2 separate regions of the Mus musculus genome follow, and region 2 is linked to region 1. Evidence: chromatin contacts called from ENCODE Hi-C or POLR2A ChIA-PET data. All regions are on one chromosome and are shown on one strand. Each heading gives the region's core, a stretch centred on a gene start or an enhancer-like site at or near the end of the contact. The rest is flanking DNA. Distances are from core to core; before and after follow the strand shown.

What was found. A loop is a pair of places that touch in the nucleus more often than their neighbours do. ChIA-PET counts read pairs that join two places held with the same protein, here RNA polymerase II (POLR2A).
Region 2: a loop to region 1 is called in a map of T-helper 17 cell, with 2.5 times the contacts of the local background. The contact joins two enhancer-like sites. A Hi-C loop is called at or near these places in 1 of 37 maps with a recorded cell type or tissue (T-helper 17 cell). POLR2A ChIA-PET finds 5 or more read pairs at or near these places in 1 of 5 experiments (Patski).

Annotation. Positions count from the first base shown.
Region 1 is chr11:86,594,436-86,599,138 of GRCm38, forward strand. The region is part of intron 10 of Vmp1 (vacuole membrane protein 1); the gene reads right to left. Gm46289 (a long non-coding RNA gene) reads left to right here. Exons shown (of 2, transcript XR_001780284.2): 2 at 1-4,060. Among named protein-coding and RNA genes, the nearest start is that of Gm46289, 6.2 kb to the left of the region's middle. Within about 2 kb of position 1,988, at least 1 of the 3 ENCODE cell types and tissues checked has a DNase peak (open chromatin) inside an H3K27ac peak, as active enhancers do.
Region 2 is chr11:86,732,196-86,736,898 of GRCm38, forward strand. It overlaps Cltc (clathrin, heavy polypeptide (Hc)), which reads right to left. Exons shown (of 32, transcript NM_001003908.2): 3 at 1,381-1,649; 4 at 310-471. Among named protein-coding and RNA genes, the nearest start is that of Cltc, 23 kb to the right of the region's middle. Within about 2 kb of position 2,544, at least 1 of the 3 ENCODE cell types and tissues checked has a DNase peak (open chromatin) inside an H3K27ac peak, as active enhancers do.

The DNA.
Region 1 (4,703 bases), core at 738-3,237:
CTGCTTCAGCTTCCCAACTGTGAAGATTACCGGAGTGAGCTACCAGGCAAGAATTCTTCTCATCTATCTCTATTGATATTTTCTCTTTATGTTGCTCTGGCTATCCTAGAACTTGCTATGGAGATCAGGCTGGCTTCTAACTCACAGAGATTCGCCTGCCTCTGCCTCTAGATTATTGGATTAAAGGCATGTATGCAGTACCATGCCATGCCTAGCTAGCCTTTATATTTCTACTGTTTCTTTTCTCCCCCACCCCAAGCCTGCTTTTAACTTCCTCTTCTCTCCCCATGCTTGTACATGGTGCACACCATCATGCTCAGTAGTAATTTGTATTTTCTTTTTCCTTAATTTTTTTTTTGTGTATATATGTGTGCCCAAATGTATATATGTATGTACAGGTACCTAAGAAGGCCAGAAAAGGGCACTGGATCCCATGGAGATAGTTACAGGCAGTTATGTCCTATCCAATACAGGTGCTGGAAACAAAACAGGGTCTATTGAAAAAGTGGCAAGTGCTCTTAATTGCTGAGCCATCTCTCCAGCCCTGTAATTTATATTTTCTCTCTAGTTTTTTTTTTTTTTTTTTGGCTAGTATTTCCCTCATCCAAAAACCACATAGTAATTCCTTCTATTAATGAAAGAATAGGTTGAGCTGGAGAGATGGCTCAGTGGTTAAGAGCACTGACTGCTCTTCCAAAGGTCCTGAGTTCAAATCCCAGCAACCACATGGTGGCTCACAACCACCTTAATGAGACCTGATGCCCTCTCCTGGGGTGTGTGAAGACAGCTACAGTGTAATTACCTATAATAAATAAATAAATTAAAAAAAGAATAGGTTTATGTATCTAAGAAGTAGGGTAATTAAAATGTGTCAGGAATTCCTGACCGCCTTTTGTTTTACCCTGTATTATCTAACAAACTGGATTTTTACTTTAATATTCCACTGAAATGCTCTGATAGTGCTAACTTCCTAATAAAATATCCATTTCTCATCAGCAGTCTAGCTATGCTGCATCCCAGCATCTATGACAGAAACATGGAAGAGTTTCTGCAGATTACCACAGACACAAGAAGGGAAGCTATCATCAACTGCAGAGGGAGGTAACTTTAAAGTCAGAACTGCGCCACCACAGCTGCGTCACCACAGTGGGGTTCTAAGCTAGTAATCCTTTCTCAGATCACGGAATGAATACTGGTGGGCCAGACTTTGTTTTTTGTTTTTTTTTCCAGACAGGGTTTCTCTGTGTAGCCCTGGCTGTCCTGGAACTCACTCTGTAGACCAGGCTGGACTCGAACTCAGAGATCCGCCTGCCTCTGCCTCCCGAGTGCTGGGATTAAAGGCGTGGGCCACCACGCCCGGCTTGGTTCAGACTTCTATAACCTTTTAAGAAAATTACTTTCATAATGACCAGCGTAAAACAGAATCAGAGACATGAACTAGATTACATTTTATAATAATAGTAATAAAAAATAGCCATGCAAGGTAGCCCATCCCTTTAAGCCCAGACAGAATTCTGTGACTTCAAGGACAGCCGGGTTTACATGAAGTGAGTTACAGGCTAGCCAGGGCTAGCCAGGGCTACCGAGTAAGACCCTCATTCAACAGAAGCAGCAGCAGCAGCACCAGCAACAAAAGATGCCCAAAAACACCCCAAAACAAAAACAAAAACAAACAAGCAACTCAAACAGAAAAATAAGAAAAGGTTGAGTCTTCCTCCTGTGGTCTAGGCTGACATAGCTCATTCTAACTACTTTCCATAGAGTGAAGAACAAGAAACAACATTCCGACTTCAGAGCTTAATTACTAACTGGTTCAAATGCTCTCTCTTGCCACAGGCAAGCCTGACTCTGAGGTCAAACATCAAGTTAACTGTTGTTAGGAGACAGCGAAGAAGAGCATGGAACATTCTGTAACTGGTGAAAAGTCCCTGTTCCAGCCAAGCCCATCCCCCAGCCCTCGAGTTCAATGACTGAGTTATGGAAACTTCTCCTGTGTGGTAAAACTGGGGACTTTGTCTTCCAATCAGACCCTGGCAAGCTGACAACAAGCCAATGTTCTGCATATGGCTTATTGCAAGTCACAGGCTTAATGTTATTTTCTGGGAATTCTTAGCCTCTATTTGGTGAGAATTCCGGAACATGTCATTTTATAATTACAATTTTTATCATTTGGTTCTGTACTTTAAGAAATATTCACAGGTCTCACGTATTTCTTACAATGTAAGTCTACAATGAATTAAAAATCAGGTTTATGTCATCACAGTAATAGGGAACAAGACGTTAACACTGCCTTTCAAGCTCTCAGGTTTGCTGGTGCTTTGGCTCTGACTTTCCCTCTGACGTACTCAGAGAGTACAAACCAATGCACAAGCAACATCTTTAAAAACAACAGAATTCTGTCCCTGCCCACCTGCTAAGAAACACACCATAAATTAGAAAGCTATTTTCTATATTCTAATCTTTCAGAATTTGTAAGTGGTCCACTATATCTGATTATTTATAGAGTATAACTTAGATCTATCTACTGATTTAGATAATAAGGACATTTTCCCTTAAACCTATTGACATTAGCAACTACTTTCTAGAATTGCCCTAGAAATAAAGCTGTTAATTATGATTGGGGAATAGGCATTATTGAACTTAGGGTGTCATGTTTAGCTAGGCTGTTCCATACTTATATTAAGAATAGCAGTCCACTGGGGCTGGAGAGGCGGCTCAGTGGTTAAGAGTACTGGCTGTTCTTCCAGAGAATCTGAGCTGAGCTTCTCGCACACAGGCAAATGACCATCTGTAACTCCAGCTCCAAGGACTCTGACACCTTCCAGTCTCCACTGTCACTTAAACACATGTGGTATTTACTCACAAAGATATACACACATACACGTAAGTAAAAATATCAAGGTCAGCCTGGTGTATATTGTGAATTCTAGGCAGCCACAATGCATAGTTGAGAGAAAGTTACAAAAGAAAAGAAAAGAAAAGAAAAGAAAGGAAGGAAGGAAGGAAGGAAGGAAAGAGTTTAAGATCATTCTGAGTTGAACCAGACAAACCTGAGCTACATGAACCCATGCATTCAGGATTTAGGGTTATATTTATTATTTTTGTTACAGTGCTAAATATCCCCTGTAAACACTCTACCACAGAGCTACAGCTACAGCCATATTGGTAATTTTCATTTTGAACACTTATATTTTAAAACATCTAGGCAGGCCTCGTTAATCCTAGCATTTGGGAGACAAAGGCAGGTGGATCTCTGTGAGTTTGAGGTCAGCCTGGTCTACAGAGCTAGTTCAAGGAAAGTCAAGGCTACACAAAGAAACCCTGTCTCAAAAAAATAAGAAGTAAATAAATTAAAAAAAAAAACAAAACAACCCAAAGCCAGAGAACATTTCCTATTTGAGCTAGGCATGGAGGTACTTGCTTTTAATATTAGCAGGTGTAGAGGTATGCTGATCTCGGTGAGCTTGAAGACAGCCAGAGTTATGAATAGAGATGCTGTCTCAAAAGACAAAACAAAGCAACAATGTCTTGTTTCAAAGTGTAGGAAAACAAATTTTGTCATGATTGGTGAGAGACTGTGATTATAATTTAATTACTGACAAAATACTAAAAACTCTTTTGGTATCTGATGTTGAAGCCAAATCTAATTAACTTATATTATTTAAAGATTTGTTTATTTAACCACTCAGCTATAACACACACACACGTAATTTAGACAAAGTTTCTCTGTGTAGCCCTGGTTGTCCTAGAACTAACTCTGTAGACCAGGCTATCCTTGAACTCAGAAATTTGGTGACTACCTCCCGGGTGCTAGGATCAAAGGCAGGATTACAGGCATGTGCGGGCTTATATATACTAATGAATAATGTGCACGCATATGTGTCAGCATGTACGTATGTGCACTCAGACAGGTGCCCTCAGAGGTCAAAGGCCTGGAGTGAGTCCCTTGGAGCTGGAGTTGCAGGTGGTTACAAGTCATCAATGTGCGTGTTTAAGCCAGAGCTATTTCTCCAGTCCCTCACTAGGATTCTTTTGGGGACCATGCTAATGCAGTTTAAAAGAAAGGAATAGGGGACAGAATATACTACAATTTAACCAAGTTGTCCAAATATTGAAGGCACTTCAACTTCTATATAATGTAGATAAATGGCAGAATTTCCTAGAAACTTCAAAATCTAAGGAAACAGAAGAATATTGGCTATACAAAAGATCTGCTGACTTTATAGGGTGGACCTTTATTTGAACACATGTGGTCATTTCCTGAGAATCTGCTGTGTGAGTCAGGCTGTCAGGTGCTCAGAACAGTAAACAATACACATGATCTCTGAAATTGAAAAGCTCACAGATGCTGGGAATGGGTCAGCAGGAGCAGGTGGACCTCTGTGGGCTGGCAGAAACAAGATGGTCATCAGGGATAGGGTGGTAGTTGAGTTGGTCCAGCATGCAAAAAGTCTTGGATTTAATCCCCAAAGCCACATAAACTGAGCTTGGTGGGGCACATCTTTAATCCCGGCTCAGGAGGTGGAGGTAAGTTTAAGAAGTTTAAGGTTAGCCTCAATTACATAAGAATGTTTGAAGTCAGCCTGGGCTACAGAAGACTCCCAGAAAAAATAGGGGCAAAGGGGGAGTAACAGAGGTAATCATACATTTATAAACATAAAGATAAACTCTAGCCAGGCGTGGTGGTGCAGGCCTTTAATCCC
Region 2 (4,703 bases), core at 1,294-3,793, 140 kb after region 1:
CAGCACTCAGATCCTGAGGCAAGAGGACTTAATTCAAAACCAGCCTAGGTTATATAAAAAGACACTGCTAAAAGTTAAGATCCTCAGATGGCAGAATAGGATTATATTATATTATATATATAATTTATATAATATAAATTAATAATAATAATTAATAATATATTATTATATAATATAATTTATATTATTATATTTGTCAGGCACCACAAATCTGAATACTATGAAACTTAGGAAGAAAAATGAGTATTTTTAACTTAGATGACAAAGAGCAAAACAGACTCACTAAAATAATTATTGGACACAACTTACCTTTCCTCCTGCCTGACCCCGCACAGCAAAACAAAATAATGTTGATTCTTCTGCATTTCCTTCCATCTTAAATTGTGCAAAACTAGCTGCATGCCCTTCAATAGGCTGAGAAACTTTCCTATCTACAGAATACAGCTGCATAGCTCCAACCACACGATTTTGCTGCAAATAAAAACAAGAAACAAAAATCTTTAGAGATCCAATGACCCAGCAGATCTCAGATTCAGTTAGTGAAGCAGTTACAATAGTTTGCCAGCTTCAGCAGTACTTGTCACACACACACACACTCTCTCTCTCTCTCTTTCAGATTTATTTATTGTATGTATATGAGTACACTGTAGCTGTCTTCAGACACACCAGAAGAGGGCATCAGATCCCATTGTAGATGGTTGTGAGCCACCATGTGGTTCCTGGGAATTGAACTCAGAACCTCTAGAAGAGCAGTCAGTGCTCTTAACCAATGAGCCATCTCTCCAGCACCACATGTTAGTCTCTTATTGTAGATTGATACTTAACTTTAAAAGTTTAACTCCAAAATTATCTTATTAAAGTCTAATGTGAATAAAACATGTCTCATCCTGTCATCTCTTTACCCATCTTACTACAACAATACAGATTCACTCTGAAGCACACTGAGACTCCAAAAACATTCTAATCACTCAATCTTTCCTTAATCTGTGAAAATTAAAAACTGATAAGAGGGGGGCTGGTGAGATGGCTCAGTGGGTTAGAGCACCTGACTGCTCTTCTGAAAGTCCAGAGTTCAAACCCCAGCAATCACATGGTGGCTCACAACCATCCGTAATGAGATCTGATGCCTTCTTCTGGAGTGTCTGAAGACAGCTACAGTGTACTTACATATAATAAATAAATCTTTTAAAAAAACACAAAAACTGGTAAGAGTACTCAAGTTTCACGTCAGGTTAAAGGTATAAGCCAACAATCACTAAAAACGAAAACCTTTCAAAATAAATCAAATTCAGTAACATTGGGTTTAAAGACCTAACTGAAGTGATATTGAACAAAACAGGGCTTTAGGCCACTTCTTCATCACAAACTAACGAGAATTACCTGTGCAGATATGCCAGTGAGAAGCAACCATTTCTGCTTTGCATCTGTACGGTAATTGATGATCTGGCATCCTGCGAGGCTAGAATGACGATCAAACATTTTCACTGGCTGAGACTCTCCTTCCATACTCCAGTGATAAACTGCATTATCCGTAACAAGAGCAACCGTATTCAAAGAGATCCATTTCCAGAAGGTGACATCATCAGTCATGGTATGGGCCTTCATTTTACTTTTCATTTCAATGTTAAATATCTGAAGAGTTTTGCCAGCTGAATAAAGAATTAAAGAATAATGAAAAAGAAGCAAAGTTTAAAATTAATACCTAGCTAACTATCCCTACGTTCCAAGTAATGTGGTTTTATCCTGGGACTAATAACTATATGAGTCACATTGCTAGAACTACAGCTGAGACCAAGCAAACCAATGTACACCTGCACCCTTAGGCAAAACTCTTTATTACCTCTAATGAACACAACGGCAATACTATAAACATGTGACTTCTACAGGATTCTACATCCAAAGTGAAAATAAGACTAAGGAAAAGCTTTCTTACTGATAAAAAACAGAGCTGTAACTTTCATTGCATACTTAGCTCACACATAAACTAAAGTAGCTGTATATACAAAAGACAAAGCCAATCTAATAGAAACACAAGGAGGAAATGTCCACTTTTTAAAATGCAGTCATCTCTCACCCAACTCGATTTTGTGGAAACTGCGTTTTGAAAAGAAGTTGTATGTCAACTTTGCTGGTCACCATAGTGCATGCTACATTTAACTGGTCTAAGATACAAAGGGAAAACAGAAGTGCTGGAGAAAGAAGAGGAAGACAGGGGGAGGGTGGTTTCCAATGCTGTTAATATACTGGAGTGAGAACAAAGTCCAAGCTTCATCCAGTTAAGACAGTAAGCGTTTAGTAAAAGTAGGGGAAATTCGCATTTAATGTTAAAAGTCCAGAGTCAGATGCAAGGGCTTATACTTGTCGTTTGAAATTTGTCACAGTCGGAAAGGTGATTTCACTGAAATCAACAGCAGTCAAAGCCCAGAGCCATGCCTAGGCTCTGAAGGATAATCCTCAGAAACTGAGGGTAACTCTGTTCCTGAGCCACGGAGAATCTGGCTCCTAAAGGACAAAAGCTGTCAGAGTGGGAGGGTGACAAGGGAGGTGGGAAACAGACAAAGCCTAAGAGCTTTGTACGGCAACCCATCGTACTAAACAACAAAGCCTTCTTCTATAAGACAGTGTATGACTCCCATCCCACACGGCTTATAAACCACAACCAGACTGGAGAAATTGTGAAAGTTATAGTCCTGTTTATAAAAAGAAGGCATGAAGTTTAAACTGGCTTCAGAGGGAAGCAGAATATTTAAAGAATTTGCTTTTCTTTACTGTATCCATCAACCTCTAAATAACTAGACTTTTATTCTGTTTTACATGAAGGGGGCTAGACTATGTGTAAGCGTCTGGGGAAGGAACAAGGGATAATAGCTATGAAGTAGACAGATAGACACAAAGTATAACACACTATTTTGCAAAGCTATAAATTTTTTAAATCATTCTTTTTATAGAACAGGACAATGACTAACACAATCTAATTTAAGGTAACTCACCATCTGCACACATAAGAAAGCATTAAGAAATGTGATAAGATAACAGTAACATTAAAAATAGAAAAGAACTTGGCAAAATTCAACTGATGGCCTTTAAAAAGAGAAGTGTGATGTATGCAAAGCACTCGAATTCAAATTATTTAAGGAGGTCGACAGACATTTTAATACTTTAAAACGTAATATACTTTTAGGTAAAAGCAAAATGTATACTATCCCAAAATATCTGGTCATAGGTAAAAGGTGAAATATCCTTTCTGAAGATGAGATCAATTCTGCCTGACATAAATTCTGATGTTATGTTGACTAGGTTATTCTTAGCTCCCAACCTGCCAGTAAGATACTCCAAAATGTTCCAAAACCTGTACCACGAAACTAGAAAGTTCAGGCTTCTAATCTTTGACTTTCAGGTTAGTTAGTGATGCTCACGAACAAAATCTATGCAGAGATTCCAAATCTAAGTCTGTGAACTGTGCAGCAGGGAAGGAAAGGCATTTGCTGACAAGCCAGCCCCACATGATGGGAGGTGAACGGACTTCCCTGAGTTTCCTTCACATGTATGTCCCCCCACATAGATAGACAAAATAACAAACAGAATGTTCTAAAAAGAATTCTAAAAATCTCCTCAAAGCAAAAAAAACTCTCAATACTTCTAGACCCAAACTATTCAATTAAGAATTATTCAAGATGTATTTTTAAAGATTAAATGGGCTGAGCATGGTGGTGTATGTCTCTGATCCCAGCACTAGGGAGGCAGAGGCAGGTGATCTTTGTGAATTTGAAGCTAACCTGCTCTAATAGCAAGATCAGGACAGCGGGGGCAACAAAACGAGTGACCCTGTGTCACCAAAACAAAACTATACACCAAAATCAGGCCCCCAGTTTGAATGACGTGAAGAAAAGACAGGTTGAAAAGCTCAGTGCCTCTAATTCATCCACACTTTATAAATTACCAGGAAACTGAATTCTCTTTCTTATTATCAAGAAAAACAAAGGCTGAGATATAGCCCAGTACCAACCCTCTGCCCACTTGCCTAGCATGTGTGCAGCATTGGATCCAATCCCTAATTAAAGCACAAAGGAAAAGGAGGCAGTTTTAAATGCTACTTCAAAGGTCTAGCAGTTTGCACCTAGACTTCTTAGTCTTAGTAACTTCTAGTTTTCTATTGTACCTTCATTCTAAAGTTCAAAGGAAAAGAAGATAGGTTCTCAGATAAAATGAGATTGTTTAACTCTATTTAGATTGATCCGCAGCATTGCTCCCTGTGGAAACTAGTTAGTTTGGCTGGGCCTGGCTGCCCACCCCTACGATCTCAGCTACTCAAATTCTCTTAGGTAAGAGAATTCTAGTTCAAAGCCAGCCTGGGCAACAAAGTAAGACTCAACTAAAATGATGATGATGGTGATGAATTTTAAAAACCGTGTGCAGTTATTCTCCCCAACTCTCTCTAACAAGTTTAAATTCAAGCCACTTTTAGCACTTGATGATCTAAGTGAAAAGAAGCCTAAACTATAAAAAAGGCATAGAATGGAGAAGCTGATTGTTACAGTAACCACTGAAATGTTTAGGTCCTAATATTGTTATGACTTATTACAGAATACTACTTTCATTCCCCTATACAGAAATGCTTTTAGCCTTTTATCATGTCAGATATAAAATGTATATATCGTAAAACTTACAATTATTTCAAGTATATCTATTCTACAACATTTCAG